2 separate regions of the Homo sapiens genome follow, and region 1 is linked to region 2. A link is an interaction called in ENCODE POLR2A ChIA-PET data of the cell type or tissue named here. Cell type or tissue: HepG2. All regions are shown on one strand. Each heading gives the region's core, and the rest is flanking DNA. Links, peaks and the distances in the headings are about the cores only. Region 1 overlaps LPP (LIM domain containing preferred translocation partner in lipoma). Region 2 overlaps LPP (LIM domain containing preferred translocation partner in lipoma).

What was found. Peaks named below come from ENCODE experiments on the same cell type or tissue, not always from the same donor. Only the 100,000 strongest peaks of a DNase experiment are listed, where the experiment ranks them.
Region 1: POLR2A ChIA-PET joins it to region 2 with 8 read pairs; 2 of 35 experiments call an interaction of 5 or more read pairs at or near these places.

What each region holds. Positions count from the first base shown.
Region 1 is chr3:188,744,936-188,747,859 of GRCh38, forward strand. All of the region lies in intron 8 of LPP (LIM domain containing preferred translocation partner in lipoma), which reads left to right. Among named protein-coding and RNA genes, the nearest start is that of MIR28, 58 kb to the left of the region's middle. In HepG2, for the core only: no CTCF peak of the experiment used is centred there; a DNase peak (open chromatin) is centred at 1,526.
Region 2 is chr3:188,655,787-188,658,710 of GRCh38, forward strand. The region is part of intron 7 of LPP (LIM domain containing preferred translocation partner in lipoma); the gene reads left to right. Among named protein-coding and RNA genes, the nearest start is that of MIR28, 32 kb to the right of the region's middle. In HepG2, for the core only: no CTCF peak of the experiment used is centred there; no DNase peak of the experiment used is centred there.

The DNA of each region.
Region 1 (2,924 bases), core at 134-2,633, 89 kb after region 2:
TTCATTCCTTTCTCTGTTAATTGGCTTTTCCTTTACTTAGAATGCTTTCCCCCTTCCTGCTTTTTAGGGAGAACAGGGTAAACTGTTCTCCCTATCCTTCATTGAGTCTCCTTTCTTTTTTCTAAAGTTTTTTCTTATCAGCATCCCTCCCCCAATTTGAGCTCATTTTCTAGAAAGAATTAATAGCTTTCTTATATGACTCTCAAGATATTTCTGTGTGGTTCTCTAACAGCCTTCATTTATTTTATATGGTAATTATAGATGTCCATTTGTTCTAGGGAAGGCAGGTGTCAGGTCTTACTCATCTTTATATTCCTGGTTTGACATACAGTGCCTGATGTCTAGTAAGCACTTGATATCTGTTTATTTTAATGTTTATGCCCTACATTATCTATCACAAGTATTAAAGATTGATAGGTGCTCTGTAAATGTTAAATTGAGTTAATTATTTTCAATCTTACAGGAAGTTACATAAGTCATTCCTGTATTCATTTGTGAATTTTCGACATCCTATATTAAGAGTTGCACTTAGAATGTGAGTTCCATGAGGGCAACAGCACTTCTGTCTTACTGCTCTGTCTGCTATGTTGGCCCATAATTAACCACTCAGTAAGCCTTTTGTGAAAACAACCTCAATGAGTCTTCTACCTCAAGTCTTTTGAATAGGAATGGATTTAAAGCTGACCCCTAATACATCTTTCAAACTTTAAGTCAGTAAATTTTTTACAAACTTTTTTAAGTTGATAAATCCCTCAGAAATTATTCTGAGGAAGCTGATGGGATAGAAATGAAACAGACTAAGGGGCTCCAGGCAATCACCACTCCCCTTCGTTCTCCTTCCTCTGTTGGTGGGGATCAATAGAGCAGGATCCTCAAAACTGTGGAGTTCTTTGGAGCATACTTTGAAAGCCTCTAATTCTATTCCACGCTCTAATTTCCAAAAGAGGGAACTGAGGCCCGTGGTGGTTAAATGCCCTTTCCGAGGTTACACAGCTATACATGGTAGAGCCGACCCATGTCTTCTGACTCTCATCCCGTTGCACTTACAACTAGCCTGCATGTTCCCCTTTTCCCATATCGCATGGATAGCATCTTACGCATCTAAGTTTTTTTCTTTAATAATGATCTTCTCTTTTCTTTAAGAGACACCATCACTCCGAGTTGTACCACTTGCACCAGGCTAAATTATTCCTCAGTGTTTACCCCTTTCAGATATTTATAGACCATCATTATGGCACTCCCTAGTCACCTGTCAGCTTCCTAATATGTACATATATGGTTTCTTTAATCTTTCTGTACAGTCGGCTTCTCTAGTCCCTTAATCATTTGTACCATTCTCTCTCTAATGCCTATAAGGGAACTGTTTAAATATAGTCCATATGGGAAAAGTAACCTCAACATGTTGTAACAGGGGGCAGAAAAACACGCTGAATAGATGAAAGGAACAATCTACAGGTTAATTAGTAGTATGGCCACAAATATGTGCACAGTTTTGTTTCAGAAATAAAGCAAGCTGTATTTGTTGTAACTATCTCTTCTTTGAACTTAACAGAATGCTGATAATGCCAAGCTGTGTTTACAGTCCAAATTTTTGCTGAAGACCTTCAACTTTGCACTCTCCCTGTGTGGTATCTCTTGCCCAAGACAGAACTTCAAATAAAATCACATAGCTGATGCAAGAAACCGTTACTGAGCGTATCCATTTTTATGCAGTTTCTGTGGACTTACATGGTTTCTGGGAGCTCCCTATAAGCCTTAGTAAGGGAAAGCTCTTGACTTATCTCACTAGTTATTAGGGATTTGGATATATGTTTACTAAATGTGATAATCTAAGTATGGAAACTACATTAGTACAAGAGGAATCACCCAGAAATACTCTACTGGCATAAATAAAACATTACCTATTGCCCAGTTTTCTCATTTGTTTCATTTTGTAACTTTTATAATGTGTCAATAAGTTTGAAGTCTTGAAGGGCTGCCCAGAAACCACCACAGAGTGGATTTTCCTTACCCTCAATCTGCCTTCATCAAAATTTAGTTTGTGTGTTTATCCTATAAAATTTATCTCATAATAAAAACTGAAGACTAGGACGGTCCTTAGAAAAACACTTGATTCGGTGTATTTATTTTATAAAAGGGAGTCACAGAGAGAAAATGTGGCCAGCTCAGGTACATGGCTTCCTAGGCAATGTTCCATTTCGCAAAACTTTCATTGGTCCAGAAAGTGTACCTTCATTCCCAACCAAATCCTTCCTATAATGCTTTCCATGCCTTTCTTCTGTGGCTCTCTCTGATGATCTCACAGGTCTATAAGCTCTTACAGGTAGAAATATGATTTCTTGCTGTGTTCTTATTATAAAGCATTGCCATGCAACTGAGAAGTAATGAGAGCCAGTGGATTTTATTAGAATGGAATTTTAACTTTTCTACTTTAAAACCCAGTGATTCTGCTAGTCTGGAGGTAGCAAAGAAGGATGACTATTTTCTCTCTCACACAAAGTAAGATTCTGAAGGGGCTTATTCTCTGAATGAAAAACGAGAGGAGAAAAGTAAGAACCTTCTAATGTTTTATTCAAATGTTAACAAAGAAATTTGAGAAGCATGTTTCCTTAAAATTGACACCATTTTTATCCCAAACATTCTGGTAAGTGATAGCAGATGACTGTGCAAGCTTCTATGGAGAGAGAGAGAGGAATTTTTCCAGGAGCATAGTCCCAGTGGGAAGTATTACCTAAAAGTAATACACTAATCACTTTCAATCTTGCATATTTCCACATACTGTGTGCACACATATGTGTATTAATAACTGTTCCCTAGACGTCACTTCAGCGCTCAGACAGCTTAGTGTTGCTATGCGAATGCTGGAGATGGAATCAGATGCAGACTACAGTTTAGCAATGAGAATTCTTCAGAGATACAAGAAT
Region 2 (2,924 bases), core at 189-2,688:
ATCCTGATACCATTTTGAACTTTTCAGTCAAAACCTACCATATGCAGCTCTTACCAGTGACTTCAGTGCTTCCTTATACAAGGTGCAAGCGGTGCTAATCTCACATTAAAAAAACACTTTGGGCCAGTTGCGGTGGCTCACAACTGTAATCCCAGCACTTTGGGAGGCCAAGGTGGGTGGATTACCTGAGGTCAGGAGTTTGAGACCAGCCTGACCAACACGGTGAAACCCCGTCTCTACTAATAATACAAAAAAAATAGCCAGGCATGGTGGTGCATGCCTGTAATCCCAGCTACTCAGGAGGCTGAGACAGGAGAATTGCTTGAACCCAGGAGGTGGAGGTTGCAGTGAGCCGAGGTCACGCCATTCCACTCCAGCCTGGGCAACAATAGCGAAACTCAGTCTCCAAAAGGAAAAAAAAAAAAAAAAAACACTTTGATTTTAGAAAGAAGGTCTGTGCCCAGGCGCTCCCAGGTGCTGCCAGGCCTCAGAGGAAGGGTTCTGAAGACAAACCTGACTGCCTCCTTCCACATGCTATGTCTGCAAATATTGGCTGCCTTCAAGCTCACAGCCTGTGACAGCAAGTTGGTTTCATTTCTTAAAGTTGATCTTCAAAGCCGTGAAGCAATCGCAAACTGTTTGAGATCCCAAATCAAAGAACAGATTGTGTAGACTCAAAAAAAGCAAACAAACAATTACATTTAAAAACAAAGTGTTGGAAAAAACCAGCAACAACCTTTCTGCTCACCTGCCAAGGCCTTGTGGCTAAGCTTCTGTTTTTGCCAAATTGTAGCAAATCACATCAGACAGTGTCCTTCTTGTACTACTGACAGGTGACCCATTTCCTGGTGGTTAAATCTGGAGGGATTTGGGAGTTCTTGCTCTTAACATGACTTTCCCACTGACTGGATTTGTGATTGTAAGCACATCACACTCATTTCCTCCATTTGAAATGCAGGTTCTCTGAAGCCTTCTGGCTTGAAGGAATAATAGTGAGTAATACCTAACATTGGCATTGCACAGCATGCCACTGAGGGCTGCCCAATAGCTCTGTGAAAGAGATGAGGAAACAGGATTAGAGAAGGGACCAGCTCACAGTCACAGGACTAGTAAATTATGAAGTGAGAATTCAAGCTTTCCAATATCCCTTGTTCTTCCTACTACATGATACCACTTCTAGCTAACCACTCATTCAGTAGCTCTTGAAAAGGATATTCTGTTACCTCCTTTGAAGATAATATTTGATCCCTACTTTCTCACAGGGCTTTCCAAATAGAGTCCACATTGGCCCATTTCCATGGAACATTTTGCTGGTCTTTAGGTATTTTATTAATTGCTGAATTGTTTAGGGGTTTTAAGTTGTCTAAGGAGACTATATCTGAATTCAATTATTTTTTTCCTCTTTCCCCTCGAGCATGCACATTCTTTGTAATACTGTAGTGATGTATAAGTTTTCAAGAGCTGTCAAGGTGTATATATATATATATATATATATTTCCAAAAGCAGATAGTATAGTACATTTACTACAGTTGTTTCACTTTGATATGGATAAAAAATGTATAAAAAAGGCAAAGAATTCTGTGAGTGTCATTACAACTTTAATTTCAAAATTTTTGCCCTTATGTTATTTGCTATACTTGGCTTTCCTCGACATTATAAATCATTGATCACAGGCTGGTATAAATTTAGCATTACCAGTGGATTCTGCGTATTTGATATGCTCTTTTTATTTTGGTTTTGTCAGTTTGCTACTCGTGAGTTTATCTTTGAACAGCTTCCCATGGCTATGGGATTAGGTCTGTACTCCAGAGCCTGATATCTATGGGCCTTTTTTTCTTAGCCTTTCTAGTCTTTTTACCCCATATTTCTTCATGATATCCATAGTTTGTCCAACCTAAACAAAGAGCTAGTCCCCAAGCACACTAACCCGTTACATTCATCCCTCTGCTTTTAATACAATTGTTTCTCTATAGAGAATACCTTTAAAAATATATATAAGTTGGCTAAGCTCAAAAACACCACTTCTATGATAATACTCTTACAGATTCTTCCATTTGTAAATATGCATGCTCATAGTACTCTTACAGCGTTGGTCCTCTCTTATAACATTGTTAGAGTAGATACTGTAAACTGAAAAGTGACACATAAAAATACATAATGGTGCAGCTCAGATATGTGTCATCTTAATATTCCTATTAACCTTAGAACTTTGTGACTGTGTTGGGATTACTTGACATATTTGTTTATCAATCAACACAGTGACAGTGACAACGAATGAGTAACCAGTGTTTTGTTTTTGAAACATTTGAAGAAGTGTTCCATATTTCTGAAGTTATTAGTTTAGTTTAGGTTAGTTTAGTTTAGTTTAGTTTTAACGACAGAGTCTTGCTCTGTTGCCCAGGCTGGAGTGCAACAGCGTGATCTCAGCTCACTGCAACCTCTGCCTCCCAGGTTCAAGCAATTCTCCCTGCCTCAGCCTCCCAAGTAGCTGGGATTACAGGCACCTGCCACCACACCTAGCTAATTTTTTGTATTTTTAGTAGAGATAGAGTTTCGGCATATTGGCCAGGCTGGTCTCAAACTCCTGACCTCAGGTGGTCTGCCTGCCTTGGCCTCCTAACTGAAGTTATTTTTTAAATTAAACTAATACATGCAACTGGCTTAACAAACTAATAGGACTAATGAGTCTAAAACAAACGACATACCCTCCGTGCTTCTCCTCTCTCCACTCTCTCAATCCTACTTCACGAAAGACACTCTTGGCTGCTTCTTCCTGGCATTTGCACAGCTTCATGTCTAAAACAGAAATGCATTTCTATCTTTGGAGGCATAAATCTTAGACATTATCTGTGGATTAATAACACAAAAGACACGGATATGCCATCCATATAAATGTTTGACTGTTTAGAGCTTCCTACTCTGG